2 separate regions of the Homo sapiens genome follow, and region 2 is linked to region 1. Evidence: chromatin loops called from intact Hi-C (ENCODE). Cell type or tissue: heart left ventricle. All regions are shown on one strand. Links, peaks and the distances in the headings refer to the core of each region. The heading gives the core; the rest is flanking DNA. Region 1 overlaps LOC124904254 (a long non-coding RNA gene). Region 2 overlaps LINC01882 (long intergenic non-protein coding RNA 1882).

Evidence for each region. Peaks named below come from ENCODE experiments on the same cell type or tissue, not always from the same donor. Only the 100,000 strongest peaks of a DNase experiment are listed, where the experiment ranks them.
Region 2: a loop joins it to region 1, with 5 times the contacts of the local background. A loop is called at or near these places in 28 of 110 quality-filtered maps.

The regions. Positions count from the first base shown.
Region 1 is chr18:13,154,054-13,165,465 of GRCh38, forward strand. It overlaps LOC124904254 (a long non-coding RNA gene), which reads right to left. Exons shown (of 2, transcript XR_007066299.1): 1 at 11,373-11,412; 2 at 9,886-10,755. Among named protein-coding and RNA genes, the nearest start is that of LDLRAD4, 59 kb to the right of the region's middle. RefSeq lists an enhancer at 11,177-11,412. In heart left ventricle, for the core only: a CTCF peak has its summit at 5,637 (motif pointing left); no DNase peak of the experiment used is centred there.
Region 2 is chr18:12,732,566-12,743,977 of GRCh38, forward strand. LINC01882 (long intergenic non-protein coding RNA 1882) reads right to left here. Exons shown (of 2, transcript NR_110763.1): 2 at 6,921-7,365. Among named protein-coding and RNA genes, the nearest start is that of LINC01882, 11 kb to the right of the region's middle. RefSeq lists a silencer at 1,767-1,933. In heart left ventricle, for the core only: no CTCF peak of the experiment used is centred there; a DNase peak (open chromatin) is centred at 5,680.

The sequences.
Region 1 (11,412 bases), core at 2,040-10,039:
TTCTTTCTTTTTTTGAGACAGAGTCTTGCTGTGTCACCCAGGCTGGAGTGCAGTGGCGCGATCTCGGCTCACTGCAAACTCCGCCTCCTGCGTTCACGCCATTGTCTTGCCTCAGCCTCCTGAGTAGCTGGGACTACAGGTGCCCACCACCACGCCCAGCTAATTTTTTTTTTTTTTTTGTATTTTTTTTCAGTAGAGACGGGGTTTCACTGTGTTAGCCAGGATGGTCTTGATCTCCTGACCTCATGATCCATGCACCTTGGCCTCCCAAAGTGCTGGGATTACAGGCGTAAGCCACCACACCCGGCCACTTTCTTTCTTTTTTTAACAGAAACCTTTTTATTATGGCTTCAATTTTGTTACTCATTATTGGTTTGTTGAAGTTTTCTATTTCTTCATGGTTCAATCTTGATGGGGTGAATGTGTCCAGGAATGTATACATTTCTTCTATGCTTTCCAATTTGTTGGCATATAGTTATTCACAATAGTCTCCAATGATTCTTTGTATTTCTGTGGCCTAGTTGTTATGTTTCCTTTTTTGTTTCTAATTTTATCTATTTGGGTCTTCTTTCATTTTCTCTTAGTCTAGCTAAAGGTTTGTCAATTTTGTTTATCTTTTCAAAAAAACCAACTTTTCATTTTGTTGATTTCTGTATTTTTTTAAGTCTCAATTTTATTTATTTTTGCTCTGATCTTTATTATTTCTTTTCTTCTACTAATTTTGGGTTTGGTTTGTTCTTGCTTTTCTAATTCCTTGAGGTGTATTTTAGGTTATTTATTTGAAGTCCCTTTCTACATTTTTGATATAGCCATTTATTGCTATAAACTTCCCTGTTACTACTGCTTCTGCCACATCCCATAGATTTTGGTATGTAGTATTTCCATTTTCATTTGTTTCAAGAAATTTTTAAATTTCCTTTTAAATTTCTTCATTAACCCATTGATCATTCAGGAGCACACTGTTTAATTTCCATGTGCTTGTGAAGTTTCTGAGGTTCCTCTTATTATTGATATCTAATGTTAGTCCATCATGGTCAGAAACACATACTTGATATGATTTCTGCATTTTTGAATTTGTTTAGACTTGTTTTGTGGCCTAAGATATGGTTTATTTTGGAGATTATTCCCATGTGCTGATGAAAAGAATGTGTATTCTGCAATAATTGGGTGAAATGTTCTGTAAATGTCAGTTAGGCTTAGTAAGTCTTGGGTATAGTTTAACTTTTTTTTTTTTTTTTGGCTTTCTGTCTGGATGATCTGTCCATTAACGAGTAGGGTATTAAAGTCCCCTACTATTATATTTCAGTCTATCTCTCCATTTAGATCTGTCAATGTTTGCTTTATATACTTGGGTGCTCTGGTATTGGGTGCATACGTATTTGTAATTGTTATATTCTCTTGCTGAATTTACTCTGTCATTAAATAGTGACCTTCTTTGTATCTTTTTACAGGCTTTGATTTGTAGTCTGAGATAAATATAACTACACCTGCTCTTTTTTAGTTTCCAGTCCCATGAAATATCTTTTTCTACCCCCTCACCGTCAATCTATGTGTCTTTATAGGTGAAGGTGGTTTCTTGTAGGCAGCATATATTTGGGTCTTGTTTCTTTATTCATTCAGCCATTTTATGCCTTTTATCTAAGAGGACTGAGTCCATTTATGTTCAGTGTGATTCATCATAAGTGAGGACTTACTACTGTCATTTTGTTCCTTGTTTTCTGGTTGTCTTGTACATCCTTTCTCCTTTTCTTCCTTTCTTACTGCCTTCTTTTGTTGTTAACTTATTTTGTCTTGTAGCATGTTTTAATTTGTTCCTTCTTATTTTTAGGAAATCTATACAGGTTGTGGATTATGGCTACCATGAAGCTTACAAAAAGCATCTTATAAGTTATTTTAAAGAGATGACAACTTATCTTAGATCACAAAGAAAAAAACAAAATAATTCTGCACTTTAACTCCACACCCCCACATTTCAACTTTTATTTGTCTCAATTTACATATTTTTACATTACCTATTTCTTAACAGGCTGCTATAACTATTATTGTTTTTGATATATTTGTCTTTTGGACTTCATGCTAGAGCTATGAGTGGATTGCACAGAACAATTCAAATATTAGGGTATACTGGGTTTGTCTGAGCTGAATACTTAATTTTACCTGTAGGCTTTATACCTTCAAATGTTTTTCATTTTTTATTTTTTCCTTTTAGCATTTTAGTATTTTTTTTTTCAGATTAAAGATCTATCTTTAGCATTTCTTGTAAGACAGGTGTCATGGTGAACTCTCAGTTTTGTTTGTCTGAAAAAGACTATCTCTTCTTCATATTTGAAGGATAACTTTGCTGGGTACAGTATTGTTGAATGGCAGGGGTTTTTTTTCTTTCATCACTTTGAAAATGTGGTCTCACTCTCTGTTGGCTTGTATGGTTTCCATTGAGAAGTCTGTTGTTGGACAAATTGTAGCTCCTTTATGTGTGATTTGCTTCTTTTCTCTTGCTGATTTTAGGACCTTCTCTTTGTTCTTGACCTTTCAGAGTTTGTCTTATTTGGGTCGAATCTGGTGATCTCTTACCTTCTTGTACCTGGTTATTTATATCTTTCTCAGGTTTTGGAAAGTTTTCTATTTTTCTTTTTGAATATGCTTTCTACCCCCCCTTACTCTTGTTCAACTCCCTCTTGAACACCAATAATTCTTAAGTTTGTTTTTTTGAAGTAATTTTCTATATCTTATAGGTAATCTTTGTTCCTTTTCACTCTTTTTTTCTCTTTTCTCCTCATACTATGTATTTTCAAATAGGCTGTCTTCAACCTCATCGATTCTTTCCTGTGCTTCATCCATTCTGCTGTTGAGAGCCTCTAATAACTTTTTCAGTTCAGCACATGTATTTCTCAGTTCTAAGAGTTATGTGTGATCTTTTTAATTATTTCAATCTTTTTATTAAATTTCTCAATTGCTTTTCTGTGTTATCATGAAGATCATTGAGTTTCCTTAAAACCGCAGTTTTGGGCTGAGCATGATGGCTCACACCTATAATCCCAGTGCTTTGAGGAGCTGAGATAGGAGACCTACTTGAGGCCAGGAGTTTGAGACCAGGCTGGCCAACATAGTGAGACCCCATTTTTACAAAAAACATAATTAAAAAAGAAATCAGCCAGGTATGGTGGCATATACCTGTAGTCCTAGCTACTTGAGAGGATTGTTTGAGTCCAAGAGTTTGAGGTTGCAGTGAACTAAGATCATGACACTGCATCCAAGCCTAGGCTTTGTCTCTAAAAACAAACAAACAAAAAACCCCTGCAGTTTTGGATTCTTAGAGAGCTCACATATTGCCATCTTATTAGGATCAGTCACTGGTTCCTTGCTTTTTCTATTTGGGGAGGTCATGGTTCCCTGTTCACAGTTGTTTCTTGTGGATGTAGTCTACATCTTTGCATTGAGGGATTAGTTATTTAAGTCTTCTTTGTCTGGCTTGTATTGGGTATGTTTCTGTAGAGCTTCTTTACCACTAGGTTGCCTGGCTCCTTTACAGCTGTAGGTGGTGCCTTAAATCCAGGTTCACCAAGCTGTAATAAATGATATGAATGCTGCCCTTCTTGAATGGGGGAGGCCCCAAAGAGGATATTCCAGCAGTATCGGAAGGCTGGCAAAGGGTTTATGCCCAGGAGACCTGTGAAATCAATCTTTTACATGTGGTGCTGCTGAACAGCCTCTCTGATTTGGTGTCTTCTTTAGCCAAGTTACAGAGCAGAGTTTCCAGGGCTGAGGATGGTTGTCCTGCCTGCCCATTTTGTCTCTGCCTGTCCCCAAGGATATTTCTCCCTTCTGGCACTCATAATGCTTTCCATGGGCTAAGGCAGGGTCAAATGTGCCAGAGAATCCAAGATGGTGGGGGACCTGGTTGTCCACCTTGATCGCAGTTTTTCCAGTGTAGAAACTGTGAGTTGGGGGAAAATATTTCCACGTGCTTGGTGATAGGCCGAATGAGGGGACGGGCATCACAGATGTGGAAGTCCAGTTCTCTTTCTGTCTGCTCAGAGTATCTTTATTTATCTGTGGCCCTGGGAACTATCTCATCTTCATTTTTGAGTTCTGAGATATTGCTGATGAGACTCTCAGTGCTGTATAGATATATTTTTCAGTTTTCTGGGGCAGGGGGTTGAGGGGAGTGAAACCAGCTTGCTTCTACACTGCCATTTTGAAACAGGAAGTTCTTGCCTTCAAGTCTGAAGACAATTTTACTGGCTGTAGTATTCTTGGTTGGCAGTTTTTTTCTTTTAGCACTCTAAATAGATCATTCTACTACTTTCTGGCCTATAATGTTTCTCCTTAGAAATTACTGATAGTCTCAAGGAAGCTCCCTTGTATATGACAAATCACTTTTTCTTGATGCTTTCAAAATTGTCTTTGTTTTTGACTTCTGACCTGTTTGGACCTGTTTATGTTCATCCAAGTTGGAGTCCTGTGAACTTCTTGAATTTGAATATCTGTTTCCTTCCTCAGATTTGGAAAGTTTTCAGCCATTGTTTTTCCAAATAAGCTCTCTGCCCCTTTCTCTCTCTTATCTCTGCCTGGGACTTTCATATGACATGTATTGGTTGGCTTGGTGGTGTTGTATCATTCCCTTAGGCTTTCTTTACTTTTCATCGTTCTTTTTCCTTTCATTTCTCTACTTTAATAATTTCAAAAAACCTGTCTTCAAGTTTGCTTATTCTTTTGTTGTTTGTTTGCTTGATCAAGTCTGCTGTTGAATCCCTGTAGTGAACTTTTCTTTTTCTTTCTTTCTTTCTTTTTTTTTTTTGGAGACAGTGTCTGGCTCTATCACTCAGGATGGACTGCAGTGGCATGATCTCAGCTCATTGCAGCCTCCACCTCCTGGGCTCAAACAATCCTCCCACCTCAGCTTCCCAAGTAGCTGGGACTCCAGGCACATGTCACCATGCCCAGCTAATTTTTGTATGTTTTTGGTAGAGATGGGGCTTCACCATGTTGCCCAGGCTGGTCTTGAACTCCTGACCTCAAGTGATCTGCCTGCTTTGGCCTCCCAAAGTGCTGGGATTATATGTTTGAGGCACTGTGCCCAGCCCCTGTAGTGAATTTTTCAATTCACTTATTGGATTCATCAGCTCCAGAATTTATGTTTAGTTCTCTCTCTCTCTTTTTTTTTTTTTTTTTTTTTTTTTTGCTGTTTTTATCTCTTTGTCGATAACCTCATTTTGTTCATGCATTGTTTTCCTGATTTAATTTAGTTGTTAATCTGTGTTCTCTTGTTGTACATTGAGTTTCTTTAAGAGAAATATTTGAAATTATTTTTGAGGTAATTCATAGACCTCTATTCATTTAGAGTCAGTTTCTGGAGATTTATTTTGTTCCTTTGATTCAACCATGTTTTCTTGCTTCTCCATGGGTCTTACTATTTTATGCCGTGATTTGTGCATTTGGAAAACCAGCCACCTATGGCAGTCTTTTAGGACTAACTTGATAAAGGGAAAACTTTCACCAATCATCTGGGTTGGAGATTCCAGAAGCCTCTCAAACCTTTGGGATGTGTTCTCTCTGGGCGTGTGCATGTCATTTCCCAGTTAGAGGGGTTTTCTGGTTTCTTTTTCTGGAGCTTGTAATCTCTTACTCCCTCTGGTGTCTGTACGAAGTATTGCAGGTTCTTTGGAGCTGCAAGAAGCCACTGAGCTCTTTTGTTCTCTGTGGCTCCCAGGATATCCAAAGTATATCAGCTCCATCAGTGATCCAATTCAAGTGAGACAAAAACCGTTGCCTCAGGCAGCCCCTGAAAATTAGACTGTTGGACACATGCTCCAGTCTTCTCTTTTTCCCTTGACGGAGAAGCTGTGAACGGGGTGCTTTCTGCTGATTGTGCTGCTTTGAGGAATGGCTTTTGGGGTTGAAATAAAATGGCTTTTGTTACCTTTTTCAAAGTGGCTGTTCTGGCTTTGAGTTTGCCTGGGGTGCTGCCACTTCTTAAATGGTTTCTGGAGTTCTCATGCAGACTTTTTGGACCATATATTGTTAAGTCAGTGTCTTGGGAGGAATGACACTTGAGGCGTCTTATTCCACCATGTTGGTGATGCCACTTCCTTGTGGTGACTTATATGACAGCAATAGAAAACAAATATGAGCGTCACAGGGAAGCAGTGAATAAAATTCACATGGTGAAGAGCTAGAGGACCACTGCTTCTAAGGAGTCATGTCCTTCGCAGGCCTGAGCCTCATCCCCTTCCTTCACTGTGAACAGAGAAATCGGCCAATTGCCAAACATACACTGAGTGTCTCTCTTGCATAAAGTGCTGCTGACCAGTGTTCTAGGGGTCCCAGTCTATGCGTTCTGGCGGTGGCACTCTTGTTGGGGATGCAAAGGGTCCCCAGTTGTTGCAGTCACTGGGTGAGAGGTGTCCCAATGTGGGGATGAAGGAAGGGCCTGTGGCCTGATGCAGGCAGGGGAGGCACCATCGGAGGGCAGGGCTTGAGCCAGCTGCTGGGGGACTCCAACAGTGCAGGAATGGGAGGAATATTCCAGGGCGGGATGCGAGAATAGGAAGTGATGTGTGTGTGTGGCAGGGGTGGTAAAATATACACCTCATACATTTACCATTCTAACCATTTGTTTTTTTGTCTTTTTTTGAGACGGAGTCTCGCTCTGTTGCCCAGGCTGGAGTGCAGTGGCAACATCTCGGCTCACTGCAAACTCCGCCTCCCGGGTTCATGCCATTCTCCTGCCTCAGCCTCCCGAGTAGCTGGGACTACAGGCGCCTGCCACCGCGCCTGGCTAATTTTTGTATTTTTAGTAGAGACGGGGTTTCACCATGTTAGCCAGGATGGTCTCGATCTCCTGACCTCGTGATCTGCCCGTCTCGGCCTCCCAAAGTGCTGGGATTATAGGTGTGAGCCACTGCGCCCAGCCCATTCTAACCATTTTTAAGTGTCCAGTTCAGTGGTGTGAAGTGAGATGTGTTTTTGAGTAGGAAGTGGTTTATTTTGGCAAGGGTAATCCAGGGTTGGCTCTTTCAATGGCTAAAGGACTAAAATCCTCTCAGAGAAAAAAGTAAAAGGGCTGCTTACCAGGCAGTAAATCCTTAAACAAGTGTGCATTGCTTACAGTATTGGCTAAGGAGATGATAATTTGACTTGAATAATCTTGCAAAGTGAGATGAGATCCCCACTTCCCAGATAAGGAAGCTGAAGGTCTGATTAAGTGACCTGCTCCAGTTGCACAGGAGGTGGGGGCATATCCAGTACCAGAGCCCAGGTCTCTACATCCTTCCTCTAGGCCTCTTTTCTCTCCCCCTTGATGGCTGGCCTGCCCCCTAGACCGACTGTTTCTTGGTCTGTGTACAAAAGTACCTTCCGAGGAGAATGCAGGGTGCCAGAGGTTAGCGGCAGGGAACAGCAGTGTTTGGACTCCAAGCTACGGGAGCCACGCATTCTGTCCTCAGGGTATCACCACCCCATTCTAGACACCAATGAGGACAGGGCTTAGCATGTCGAGACGAGGGGTTTGAATTTCATGTTTGTGTGCGTTCCGTTTGTTGGGAGGCACTGTCCCTTCAGTGTTGTCATTCATAGTGACACCCTCTGCATGGTGCTGGTTGCCAGAGGCAACCTGGAGCCCTGGAGTCAGCATGTCACCGTTGGCACATGGTGCATGGGGAATCACAGAGAGAGTGAGCTGCCTGCTGGCTCAAATACCCTGAGTCATAAAAAGGTCTCAAGAATAGATCTTGGGTGTCCGGGGGATGCGTGGCTGTTCTGTAAGAGCTGAGATGACCTCGAAGCCTTGTGAGCACGGGCTCCTTGGGACCCCTTTGTGGAACCATGCAGCGGGACGTGAAGTCAGCCTTTCCTTGGAGCCTGACCCTCTCAGCTCCAAGCAGCCTCCCCATGGCAGTGTACTCAGGTCTGTCTGTCCAGTCATAGTGGGAACCCTGGCTTTGAAGGGGGTGCAGAGTCCACGTGGCCCAGATCTCTCCCTAGGGAAATAATCCCCTCCCTGCCTCCCACGGGGGTCTTGGCCTTTGGCCAAATAGTCCCAGGAGTGAGAGACCCACTTTTGGAAGGCAAGCATTTTTTATGTTGGGTGATAGCTATTATCTATCATCACCATCCTCTTCTCCGCCTCCACCTCTTCCTCCCACCCCCCAGACAGCCAGCACCACCCCGTGCCTTGCAGCGCTGAAGGCTCTGCCTAAATCACACATCCCAGGAGGTGGAGGCAGTGGGGAGGGCTGAGGGTGGGACCTGGGTCCCCCACCTGTCGGGCTTTGTGCCCTGGCATCACTGCTATTTAAGCAGCTTTCTCCCACACGCAGACCCCATGCACCTGCCTGGAACCGAGGTCATCAGTTCCAGCTTGGTCCCCACAGCCACCAGGAATTGCAGGTGTTAAGAGAAGCCCAGAGAGAGTTAGGATTTCGTCCCAGCTTTGCCACTAACTGGTTGTAGGATCTCAGGCAAGTCACAGTACTTCTTAACAACTTCTTTTTTCCGGTTGCAAAATGACAGACTTAGACCAGATTTGATTTGTTTGTTTTTTAGCACAGTTGTGAGCATTTTCCATAGGTTGTGCTCTTTGCTGGATACCAAAATAAGAAGACAATCGAGGCAGGGGACTGAGCCACACACCATGGTTATAAGTTGGATGGGGTAAAAGCACAGCCACGGAGGCCGTGGGGTCACAAAGCCCCTTCCACAGCAGCAGCCTGGTGAGGGAGTTGGAAATGTCTGTGCCAAGGAAGGGGCACACCGGGTGGGAGGTGGGCACTACAAGCCCTGAGGCCTAAAAGTGTGTGAAGCCCCATGCCTTGTGGGAACGGAAGCGTCAGAGTCCAGCAGGAGAGAGGAAAGGCCGGGAGGCCACGTCAAGCTGGCTCTGTTGCCCAGACTGGAGTGCAGCAGTGTGATCACAGCTCACTGCAGCCTGGAACTCCTGGGCCCAAGCGATCCTCCTGCCTCAGCCTCCCGAGTATGAGAAAGGGTTTTTCTGAGGCAAGTGGCTGATCCGATTTGCCCCGTGGGGAAGCCGGCACTCTGGGAGTCCCAGCACAAACGGCAGACAGAGGGTCTGCAGGAGAGGAGCCCAATTCAAAGGAGCAGAAAATTGGATCGCCCAGATGTGTCCGGTGGGGAACACTGAAGGGCAAGGAGCCCCCTCAGGGTGTGGCCCATGTGCAACGACAGAGAATGCCAGGAAGGGTTCCTCCAGCCTTACCTCTTTGAAGACATTTGCTGAGCCCGCCCCACGCCTCCCCTCCCAGGGCTAAACATTGCCCCTGTCCCCGCTGTTTCCCATGCACATGTGGGCCCTCAGCCTGCTCTGGGCAGAGGGAGGGCCTTAGGGGCGTGGACACCCGTCCGAAGTTCCACCTTTGGTCCTCCATGAGGCAATTATCACGCCTGATCACACACAAGTTTTTCTCAAATATAACGCTATAAAAATCCAAACAATTTGGTCACACAATTTGTCCAATTATATCCTGATAAAAAAAGGACAGATTCTTATTGAATCTTTGCAATTAATGCCAATTAAAGCAAAGAACCTCAAGAAAAATACTTACAAATCCTAAGAGATGAGTAAGATATTAAAGAATGTTTTGTTTCAGCTTGCAAAAGCATAGTCTATTAAGCTAAAGGTTAAAGACAGATCCAGAAGAAGGAGAAAGGCTTCATCATATACTGATCACAAAGAAAACACAAAAAATAACAGTGGCGAAGCTCAGATTTCCTTCATGCATCCACTCAATCCCACTTCCAAAGGCTCTCAAACCCGGCCTATTATCACTTCTTGAATATCACACTAAATACTACAAGACCACTTCTGTCATTTTAACAGAGACAAGACCCAATTCTAGTCTGGCATTAATGTAATATTTGGCAGCAAACGATTCATATGCTTTTATTTTTTCTTACGAACAAACCCATTAAGTATGAACAAATTTTGCCCAAATTGTAACACATTTCATTGTTTTTTTTTTTCAGACTCATTATTTGCAGATATTTGGAATCAAGGAAAATAAGGTTTACTTTCTTTAAAACTTCCATAATTTTCTATTTTCATTCAAGTTGTATCTTTCACTACTCTCTTTCCCATTCTGGAGCAAACAAACACTTCAGACAAAACGAATCTCTTTATCCTTGGTGAACAAAAGCACATCCCATTGAATGCACGATCATATTTCTTTGCCACTATTGCTCCTAGTGTAGTCTCAGTCACTAATGTTAGTTATAAATGTTAACCCAAGCCAATAACTTCCATTTGCAGGTAGAGCTGGGAGGTGGGGATAGAGACCCATCTGTTGTCACACAAGCCATTTTAGCAGACAGCGTCTCCCCGAAGGTGGGGGCCTCTGGAAGCAATTGCTGAGATGGAGCTAGGGGTGCAGACGGTTTTTAAGGCACAAAACTTGGGCAAAGGGAGAAGTCAAGGCACAATTCAGCCCAGAGAAAGCCTTGGCCGGCCCAGCGGGGGACACCCAGGCCAGAGCTGACAGTGAGAGGTCCTGGCTGGCTGGCTGGTGGGGCTCGGTCGCAGGTGTGGCCCAGGCCATGTGGGTCTCAGGTGAGGCGGCTCCGTGCTGCTGATGAGGGCGCCGGCAGCAAGTCCTTCCTCAAAGGGGCACCTGGCCCGGCACCTCCGTGTCCACCACAGCCAGAGAAGTTCACAAACACATAGAAGAAGACCCCTTGCAACACGTACAGCAAAGTGGCAAAGCTGAACATCTGTTAACACGGCCCAAAGGTGTAGCTACACTACAGCATATAAAAATAAGAAGAAATGAGTATTTAGAGATTGTTAATTCAGTCAACATAAATCCAAGGTCTTAAGGTTATTAAGGACTTTGGAAATTATGTGTGAAATAACATACCACAGAACATAATTACTATTGGTATAACAAAGTTTGTTAGAATTTTAATTCAATTTAGTTGAACACATTTTATTTACACTTCTCTAAATCTAAAAATTTATATGGAGGTACTATTAGTTTATTTGAACAGAAACATCAATATAGGAAGTTTAGAAAGATCAAGTTATCTGGACTATGCAAGACAAAACAAGTTTACATCTGGTCAAATAAAATGGCCGATAGGAGGCAGGAGTAAATTGCAGCTCCCACCCGGACAGACAGCGCAGCGTGTGGAGACTCACACCGGTGAACTTTTGCTCCAAGAACTACCGCAGGAACCTACCAGGAAAGCGAGAGAATCCACAGACCCTTTGAAAGAAGTGGATTGCTCCTGCAGGCCCCAGGAGACAGCCCCCAAACTGTGGGTACCCAAAGTGTGAAAGGGGGATCATCCACCCCTGAACACACACCCTCACTGGGGAGACTGAAGGTCCAGATTACAGGAGAAGGAATCGACCTTACCTGGAACTGAGATAATTTAGAGAGCCGTGCAAAATACAGG
Region 2 (11,412 bases), core at 1,955-9,954, 420 kb before region 1:
CATCTAGATTGGAAAAGAAGCAAAATGTTGTCTGTTAGCAGAGGACATGAACTCATATGTAAAAAACCCTTAAAATTCCATGAAATGTTAAAACTAATAAATGAATTCAGCAAAATTGCAGGATACAAAATCAACATTCCAGCATCAGTTGTGTTTCTGTACACAATGAACAATCCAATAAATAAATAAAGAACATCCCGTTTACAATAGCATAAAAGAGAATAAAATAAGTTGGGCATGGCGGCTCATACCTGTAATCCCAGCACTTTGGGAGGCCAAGGCAGGCAGATCATGAGGTCAAGAGATTGAGACCATCCTGGCCAACATGGTGAAACCCCATCTCTACTAAAAATACAAAGTTAACTGGGCGTGGTGGCGCGAGCCTGTAGTCCCAGCTATTTGGGAGGCTGGGGCAGAAGAACCGCTTGAACCGGAGAGGCAGAGGTTGCAGTGTCCGAGATCACGCCACTGCACTCCAGCCTGGTGACAGAGCGAGACTCCGTCTCAAAAAACAAAAAAAAACAAAAAAAAAAGAGAGAATAAAATAGTAATAAACTAAACCAAGGAGGCAAAAGAGTTATATAATGAAAATGATAAGACATTGCTGAAAGAGATTAAAGAAGACACAAATAAATAGAAATACATCTCATGTTCATGGATTGGAAGACTTAGTATTGATAAGCTGTCCATACTACCTGAAGCAGTCTACAGATTCAACGCAATCTGTATCAAAATCTCAATGGCTTTTTTTTTTGCAGACACAGAAAAAAAATCCTAAATTCATATTGAATCTAAAAGGACCCCAAATAACCTTGAAAAAGAACAAAGCTGGAGACCTCACGCTTCCTGATTTCAAAGCATATTACAATGTTAGAGTAATTGAAACAATATGGTACTGGCATAAAGACAGACATATAGACCAATGGAACAAAATACAGAGCCCAGAACAAAATACAAGGCATATTACAAAGCTATAGTAATTGAAACAATATGGAATTGGCATAAAGACAGACATATAGACCAATGGAACAAAATACAGAGCCCAGAAATAAACCCTCATGTTTACTGTCAAAGATCTTCAACTAAGATGCCAAGACTACACAATGAAGAAAGGATAGCTCTTCAACAAATGATGCCGCGAAAATTGCATATCCACGTAGGAAAGAAAAAAATGGGCCCTTAATCTACATCATATACAAAAATTAATTCAAAATGAATTAAAGACCTAAACCTAAGACCTGAAACTACGAAACTAAAAGAAAACATAGGGGAGAAACTTCATAACATTAGGAGAAGGGCAATGATTTCTTGGCTATGACACCAAAGGCACAGGTAACAAAATATAAAATAGACAAATGGGACTACATCAAAAACTTCTGCACAGCAAAGAAAACAACACAGTGAAAAAGAAACCTACAGAATGGGAGAAAATACTTGAAAATCATTTATCTGATAAAGGGCTAACATCCAGAATATATATTTTTAAATGTTCAAGGGATACCTCGTTTACCCTGATATTATTATTATACATTATATTCTCGTATCAAAATGCGAGTATCATATATATATATATATATATATATATATATATATATATATATATGCCTACTATGTACCCATAAAAATTAAAAATTTTTTAAAAATGGGCTGGGCGGGGTGTCTCACACCTGTAATCCCAGCACTTTGGGAGGCCGAGGCAGGCGGATCACCTGAGGTCAGGAGTTCAAGACCAGCCTGGCCAACATGGCAAAACCCTGTATTTACTGAAAATACAAAACTTAGCAGGGCATGGTGGCACGTGCTTGTAATCCAAGCTACTTGGGAGGCTGAGGCACGAGGACTGCTTGAACCCAGGAGGTGGATGTTGCAATGAGCTGAGATCATGCCACTGTACTCCCGCCTGGGCAGCAGCATGAGGCTCCATCTGAAAATAAATAAATAAAACTAGGCCAGGAACGGTGACTCATGCCTGTAATCCCAGCACTTTGGGAGGCCGAGGCGGGCGGATCACCTGAGGTCAGGAGTTCGAGACCAGCCCGGCCAATATGGCGAAGCCCCGTTTCTACTAAAAGTACAAAAATTAGCTGGACGTGGTCGTGGGCGCCTATAATCCCAGCTACTCAGGAGGCTGAGGCAGGAGAATCATTTGAACCCAAGAGGTGGAGGTTGCAGTGAGCTGAGATCACACCACTGCACTCCAGCTTGGGCAGCAGAGCGAGACTCTGTCTCAAAATTAAATAAATAAATAAACAAAAATAAAAATATGGGCAAAGAATAGACATTTCTTCAATGAAGATATACAAGTGAGCAAGTGTATGAAAAGGTGCTCAACATCTCTAATCATCAGAGAAATGCAAACTAAAACCACATGTAGTCTGTAATCCCAGCATTTTGGGAGGCCGAGGCGGGAGGATTACAGGAATTCAAGACCAGGCTGGCCAACATGGTGAAACCCCATCTCTACTAAAAACACAAAAATTAACTAGGCGTGGTGGCATACCCCTGTAGTCCCAGCTACTTGGGCGGCTGGGGCAGAAGAATCACTTGAGCCTGGAGGCGGAGGTTGCAGTGAGCTGAGATTGCACCACTGCACTCCAGCCTGGGTGACAGAATGAGACTCCATCTCACAAAACAAAACAAAACAAAACAGGCCGGCACAGTGCCTCATGCCTGTAATCCCAGCACTGTGGGAGGCCAAGGTGGGCAGATCACCTGAGGTTAGGAGTTCGAGAGCAGCCTGGCCAACATAATAAAACCCCGTCTCTACTTAAAAAATGCACAAATTAGCTGGGCATGGTGGTGTGCACCTGTAATCCTAGTTACTCAGGAGGCTGGAGAATCACTTGAACCCGGGAGGTGGAGGTTGCAGTGAGCCGAGATCGCACCACTACACTCCAGCCTGGGCAACCGAGTGAGACTCCATCTCAAAAACAAAACAAAACAAACCACGTGAGGTATCACCTCATACCCATTAGGTTGGCCATTATTAAAAGAAAAAAATACAAGCATTGATGAAGACGTGGAGAAACTTGAACTCTTGGACACTTTTGGTGGGACTGTAAAATGGTGCACTTGCTATGGACAACAATATGGAGGTTCCTCAAAGAATTAAAATAGACATAATATAACCCAGCAATCCTACTTCTGGGGTATATGTCCAAAAGAAGCAGAATCAGGATCTCAAAGAGTTATTTGTGCACCATGTTCATTACAGTGTTATTCATAATAGCCAAGATGTAGAAGCAGCCTAAATGCCCAGGGACAGATGAATGGATAAAGAAAAGGTGGTATAACAGGTAATGGAATATTATTCAGCCTTAACAGGATGTAAATCCTGGCATATGTTATAATACGGATGAACCTTGAGGACTGTCTTAGTCCATTCAGGCTGCTATAGCAAAATACCATAAACAGGCTGGCTTATAAACAACAAAAATTTATTTCTCACAGTTCTAGAAGCTGGACCTTCAAGTTCAAGGCAGATGTGGTGTCTGTAAAGAGCCAGGCTTTCTGGCTAATAGACGGCACCTTCTCGCTGTTCCTCACATAGAAGGGGAAAGGAGTCTCTCTTGGGACTCTTTTACAAAGGCACCAATCCCAGTCATGAGGACTGCACCCCCATGACTGACCTGATCACCTTTCAAAGACCCCACCTCCTAACACCATCAACTTGGAAGGCAGTGTTTCAACAAAGGATTTCAACATAGGAATTTGGAGAGGGGACACAGACACTCAGACCATACCGTCAGGAGAAATCAAATCTTTGAACCTAAAAGATTTGGTAGCTACACCAAAAATAATGTGGTTTACTCTTAGCTTTCGTCTTCCCTTTCTTTAGGAGGTATTTTCAGTTCCCTGCGGCATATATAAAGGTACTAATGTGTGGGAATAGGGAGGAGATGACCCTAAGCCAGCCTGGCTGTTCCAGTGTGAGGAGGTGATGTCCAAGTGCAGTAAGAGTTAACAAATTGAGGGTGGGGAAGCGGGTACCGGGCAGAGAGAACCACTTGGACGGAGGCAGGGGGCCGAGAAGCAGTGCGGTGGGGTGGATGCTCAGGAGTGCGTCTCACCACTGCCTTCATCTTTGCACCCCACTGCCTAACAGCATTTGCTGAGTAAATGTCTGCTCAATGAGTAAACAATAATATATGCAGAGATTTTCATCTGAAAGAGCCCAGTGAAAATGAACAATGAGCAGAACATATTGGGCACACGGGGGTGCATTATCATTATGTGTGTGTGTTTTAATTGTGGTTGCAGGGAGTAGAAACCAGATCACTAAAATTGCTCTGCGCGTGAGGAAGGAAGGATTTCTTTGTGGCCTCTAAGGAGGACAGGAGGAATCCGGCCATTAAGACAGACTTAGCTTTGTGCTGGCGCTGCAGGGTACAGCAGAGGCCTGGGACAGGACAGCTGAGGGATGGGTAAGGCCAAAACTTCTAAATTGCACCCTTTCTCCCCGGGTTTGTACCGTGTACACAGGGACCTCTACTAACTCCTCCATCACCCTGGCCACGTGGCCATGCTAACAAACCTTGGTAACGTTTTTGTTTTCCAATTCCAAATGGTGGTTGCACTTGACACATTCAGATCTTTGATTAATTCTCAAACACTCCAAATATTTTCAAAAGGTCTAGATTTAGTTATTGATGTTAACAAATCTGCCAGGCCTGGGTAAATTTTCTTTTGCTTTTCAAAAAAAAAAATAAGGTTTCTTTATTGTCTTGGATGCAAATATAGTTTTAAAATGCACTGTGGTGTTGAATACAGCTGATGGAAACGTGCTTCTTGACGGCAGAGCATCAGAGGGGTGTACTCAGGGTGACATGGGCCGCAGGGGGCCTCTGGCCAAACCAGATTCTTCTCCAGTTTGTTCTTCAGACCACGAGGTGGAACCGTCTCCTCAAAGGAGCCCTGCCACAATCACCAAAGCTCACACCAGAAAAAAACACCATTTACACAATAAACTGAACCTGAACAAGAAACAGAACATGGTGCTTCCGCCGTGAACAAAATCCGCAAGCGAACCCGCTTTCCTTTCCCGGGCTGTTCGAAAAAGATACAGCTAGAGAAATGGGGGCACTGTGGGCGGCCTGTGGGGGACGGGCTGGAGCTGCGGGGCCCGGGCTGAGCCCTTCCAGCCTTTTAACTGCAGGATGTAAAATCTAAGGAAATGTATAGAACTTCAGTTTCTCCCAACCGTCCACAACCTCAACTCTTGAGACCACCAAATGTCTGTTAGGAAACGCAGAAGAGAGTCCTTCAAATGAGCTACACCCAGGTTCAGAGCGCAGAACCAACAGTGTGACTGGGGCATGGAGGTAAATTCTAACACATAATTGGAGGGGAATTTCACAAAAACAAAATCCTGTGAAGTAAACACGCACATGCAAGCTTGTGCAAGTGCGCACGCGCGTACACACACACACACACACACACACACACACACACACGCAAACACAGTCAACATTCAACGTGAAGAGTTCCCTTTTCTTTCTTGAAGGTTGATTTTTACAAGCTCCGACAAGGAAAGAGTCCCATGCGGTGGCCGGTGGGGCCAAGACCTCAGGATGAAAAGGCCGCAGCTGCTCTGCCCTCACCCACTCTGGAGGCCAGCCCTGGTAGAAGCATGGGGGTGGGGGTCCTAAAACACTTCGTCAGCGTTCCTGGAGCCTCCGCCAAGCTTCCCACGTGCCCCGTGTGTGTCCCTCACATCACAAAAACCTGTCCAGCCGCCCAAGGGCCTGGGTAAATTTTCATATGACTTTGGAGGCAAGGGACGGACGTGTGGCAATGATGCTATTAGGAATGAATGGGGGCCCCAGGCGAGGCTTCCTCATCCCCTACAACCCTCTACCGAGGTCATCTAGGTAGCCACACCTCAGGACAGGGGCCCATCTTGATGGAACAGCTGCCTCTGCTTGCTGGAAAACACAGCAGGCAGGCCGTGTCCTCCCTCCTGAGTCCTAAGGTGTTTACTGGGCACTGTGATTTCCAGTCATGCTGGGAACACTCAGGCCTGCAGGACAGCCCTGTGCAGATACCCAGGCATTGTTAACACAAGAGAATTCCACATCCATGCTGACCCTGTCTGCCCGAGGAGAGCCATCTTGTGCACACACAAAGCAGGCAGCTGTGTTTTCCATGTGGACCGTGTGAGAACTGGAATGAGAACTAAATTTAAACCATTCTTATTGGTCCCAGGCTTATTATACAATATATTCATTTCAATTGTCCTGAATACATACTTTTGTTTTTTTCCTGAGATGGGGTCTCACTCTGTCACCCAGGCCGGAGTGCAGGATGCCTCAGCATCCTGAGTAGCTGGGATTACAGGCGCCCGCCAGCACGCCTGGCTAAGTTTGTATTTTTAGTAGAGACAGGGTTTCACCATGTTGGCCAGGCTGGTCTCGAACTCCCGGCCTCAAGCAATCTGCCCGCCTTGGCCCCCTAAAGTGCTGGGATTACAGGTGTGAGCCACCTCGCCTGGTCCTGAGTGCATATTTTAGAGAATAAAATCACCCAACTGCCCAGCAGATACATGAGGATGAGTGAGGTTAAAGAGGACACAAGCTGTTTCTTAGATATTAATGTCAAATAAAAGGTTAGTTATCGGCTGGGCGCAGTGGCTCACGCCTATAATCCCAGCACTTTGGGAGGCCGAGGCGGGTGGATCACCTGAGGTCAGGAGTTCAAGACCAGCCTGGCCAACATGGTGAAACCCCATCTCTACTAAAAATACAAAAATTAGCCGGGCGTGGTGGCGGGTGCCTGTCATCCCAGCTACTCGAGAGGCTGAGGCAGGAGAATCTCTTGAACCTGGGTGGCGGAGGTTGCAGTGAGCCGAGATGGAGCCACTGCACTTCAACCTGGGCGATAGAGCGAGACTTTGTCTCAAACAAACAAACAAAAAAAGCTCCTGGATTCACATAACTAGAATCCTTTATTTCCCTAGAATAGATGGCCTGCATTCCATTTTTAGGAGAAAGACAGAAGAAACAGTTGTCAGAGATTTAGTTAAGGCAACCCTGCCTTAACTGTCCTGGAGTCCGTGTGGGAACAGCTCGGGCTCCAGGCCTTCAGCACTTCACTTCGTTTGCTCTGTGGAGAGAACTAAAGATTGGACTGAAGAGCCTCTTCCAGAATATTCAATTCTTAAAAACAAAGTCTGACTATCTTCAGCATACTCTACTTAATTTGTCAGGATGGCTTTCAGAAAATTCTTCAAAAACAAGAGCATTCTCTTATTAGTATTGGATGAGTCCTCGGGAATGAGTGTTCGTGGGGGACTGATCTGAGGAGAACAGGCTGCCTACTTGGCCTTTCATTGTACTTCCCCAGCCGTGTGTCCATCTTCCTGCATTCCTAAAAAGAGAAAGGGATGATTTCAGATCTAAACTGTGCACTTTTTCTTTTTAATTTTACAATTTGCATACCATAAATTTATCATTTGTAAATACAAAACTCAGTGGTTTTGTTTTAGTATATTCAGAGTTGTGCAACCATTACCACAATCAATTTTATATTTTTTATCTCAGAAAAAAAAAACCAAAACTCCTTACTCATTAACCTGGTAAACTTCATTTATTTATTTATTTTGAGATGGAGTCTCGCTCTGTTGCTCAGGCTGGAGTGCAGTGGCGTGATCTCGGCTCACTGCAACCTCCACCTCCTGGGTTCAAGTGATTCTCCTGCCTCAGCCTCCTGAGTAGCTGGGATTACAGGCATGCACCACCACGCCTGGCTAATTTTTGTATTTTTAGTAGAGACGGGGTTTCACCATGTTGGCCAGCCTGGTCTCAAACTTCTGACCTCAAGTGATCTGCTGGGCTTGGCCTCCCAAAGTGCTGGGATTACAGGCGTGAGCCACCACACCTGGCCTAGCTTGTAAACTTTATAAGCTGTTATAAAACTCTTCTCCCCTCCCCAACCCCTGCCAACAACAAATCTACTCTCTGACACCATGTATTTGCTTATTCTGAGCAATTCATAGAAAAGAAGTGATGGAATATGTGGCTTTTTGTGGCTGGCTTCTTTCACTGAGCGCATTTTCAAGTTCCATCCATGTCGTAGCCCATGTCAGCACTTCATTCCTCTTTTCTGCCAAAGAATATTCCATTTATGGATATAGCATAATTTGTTTATCCATTCTTCAGCTGATGGACATTTGAGTTGTTTCTACTTTTTAGCTATTATGAATAAGGCTGCTATGAACATTTCTGTCTATGTTCTTATGTGACCATATGCTTTTATTTGTCTTAGATGCTATATTAGGCTGGGCTCTCCAGAGAACAAAAACAGGACTTACAGGACACACACACACACACACACACAGAGTATATACACACACATACATATAGGTGCATGTGTATACACATATATACAGTATACACACACATGATTTACTATCAGGAATTGGCTTGTGTGATTATGGAGGCTGAGAAGTCCAAGATCTTCAATCAGCAAACTAGAGACTCAGGAGAGCCAGTGCTGTAAGTTCTAGTCCAAGTCCATGGGCTGAAAACCAGGAGAGCCAGTGCTGTAAGTTCCAGTCTGAGTCTGATTCTTATTTTTCTTTTTTGTTTTGTTTTTTGTTTGTTTGTTTGAGACAAGGTCTCACTGTGTCACTCAGGCTGGGGCCATCACAGCTCGCTGCAGCCTCGAACTCCTGGGCTCAAGCGACCCTCCTGCCTCAGCTTCCTGAGTAACTGGGACTACACGGGTTCGCCATCACCTTTTTTGTTCTTTGCAGGCCTTCAATGGGTTGAATGAGGCCCGCTGGCTTTGGAGAAGGCAACCCGTTTTGCTCTGTGTACTGATTCAAACATGAGTCTCATCCAGAAACACCCACAAAGACAGCCAGAAACATGTTTAACCAAACATCTGGGCCCCTTGGGGCCCACGTATGTTGACACAAAATTAATCATCACAGCTACACTCCTAGGAGTGGAATTGATGGACCACATGATAACCCTATGCTTCACTTTTTGAAAACCTGCCAAACTATTTTTCTACAGTGGCGGCACCATTTGACCTTATCGCCAGCGATGCCTGAGGGCTCTAATTTCCCCATACCTTGCCATGCCATCCTGCTGGGATGTGGCATCTCTTTGTGGTGAGAAGTGGCGTCTCTTTATCTCTTTGTAATTTTGATTTACATCTTTCTAAAGACTAAGAATGTTGAGCATCTTTTCATGTGCTTGTTAGCCATTTGTATATCTTCTTTGGAGAAATGTCTATTCAGATGCTATGTTTGTTTTTTTTTTTTTTGAGACAGAGTCTCTCTCTGTCACCCAGGCTGGAGTGCAGTGGCGTGATCTCGGCTCACTGCAAGCTCTGCCTCCCAGGTTCATGCCATTCTCTTGCTTCAGCCTCCCGAGTAGCTGGGACTACAGGCGCCCGCCACGCCCGGCTATATTTTTTGTGTTTTTAGTAGAGACGGGGTTTCACCGTGTTAGCCAGGATGGTCTTGATCTCCTGATCTCGTGATCCGCCCCCCTTCGGCCTCCAAAAGTGCTGGGATTACAGGCGTGAGCCACCGCGCCCTGCCCTATGCCCATTTTTTAATTGGGTTACTTATCTTTTTACTTTTAAGTTGTAAGAATTCTTTTTACCTTCTGGATAATAGAATCTTATCAGATACATAATTTTCAAGTATTTCTCCCACTCTGTGGCTTGTCTTTTTATTTTCTTGATAGTATCCTTTGGTGCACAAAAGTTTAAAATCTACAATGGACCTTTTTATTATTATTATTATTATTTTCAGACAGTCTTGCTCTGTTGCCCAGGCTGTAGTGCAGTGGCACAATCTTGGCTCACTGCAGCCTCCGCCTCCCAGGTTCAAGCAATTCTCCTGCCTCAGCCTCCCGCGTAGCTGGGATTATAGGCGTCTACCATCACACCAGCTAATTTTTGTATTTTTAGTAGAGACGGGTTTCACCATGTTGGCCAGGCTGGTCTTGAACTCCTGACCTCAAATGATCTGCCTGCCTCGGCCTCCCAAAGGGTTGGGATTTCAGGCGTGAGCCACCGTGCCCAGCTACAATAGATCTTTGAGTTGAGTAATACAAGCCCTGCTTCCTTTCCCCTAAAGAAGCTTGAGTCAAACCTACATTACTCATTAATGCATTAATGTGAGCACATTCTTTTGATATTGAGTCCATAAGAGAATATGTGCCTAGGAATTCACAGAAATCTAGCAGCTTGGACTTCCCCACACTGTAGAAATGGGGTTTGAGGAACTTCATTTCAGCACAGGTCAAGGGGCTCCAAATGAGTTTGGGTTATGCCACTATTAAGGAGATATTATTCACTATTATTCATTGCAAATATTGTTTACTACTTTTATTGTAATAACACACTAGTTTAGCTAAATTTTGGATAAGATAGACTTTTGAGAAGCACAACTTAAGAAGCACATTTAAAGCATTATGCCTATGGCATGATGTTTCAAGTTCTAAATAACCACATAATAGAAACACGCAATCCACAGAGAAATTGGGAACTTCCTACATATGATTTCATTAGTTATCTCAGTAATTAGTTTGGCAGATTTTGAGTAACCAAATTTTCATCTTTGCAATATATGTTTCTTTTCTTTTCTTTTCTTTTCTTTTTTTTTGAGACACAGTTTCACTCTGTTGCCCAAGTTGGAGTGCAGTGGCGTGATCTCGGGTCACTGCAACCTCCGTCCCCTGTGTTTAAGTGATTCTCGTCACTCAGCCTCCCAAGTAAGTAGCTGGGATTACAGGTGCCCTCCACCACTCCCAGCTAATTTTGGTATTTTTAGTAGAGACGGGGTTTTGCCATGTTGGCCAGGCTGGTCTCAAACTCCTGACCTCAAGTGATCTGCCTGCCTCGGCCTCCCAAATTGCTGGGATTACAGGTGGAGCCACTGTGCCCGCCCTGCAATATTTGTTTCTTAGGGAATAAACTCTTAACTAAATAACTGTTAAAAGCAGATAATGAGTATGTTAAAAATAATAATTGAAATGAGATTCTTTTCATTGAAAGAAAATACTTTTATGTTCTAATTTTTTACCAGACTTTAAACACTTTTTCTTGATAAATAGAATCAATTTCTAATTATAAGCCTGAGGCTGGTGTGGTGGCTCACACCTGTAATCCAGTACTTTGGAAGACCAAGGTGGGAGGATCGCTTGAGACCAGAAGTCCTAGACCAGCCTGGGCAACACGGTGAGACCTATCTCTACAAAAAGTAAAATGAAATTAAAAATTAGCTGGACATGGTTGTGCATGCCTGTAATCCTTAGCTACTTGGGAGGCTGAGATGGGAGGATCACTTGAGCCCAGGAGTTCAACGTTATAGCAAGACTCTGGCTCAAAAAAAGAAAGAGAGCAAGAGAGATGCATGCATGCTTATTATAAGATATTCAGAAAATATAGTTCAAA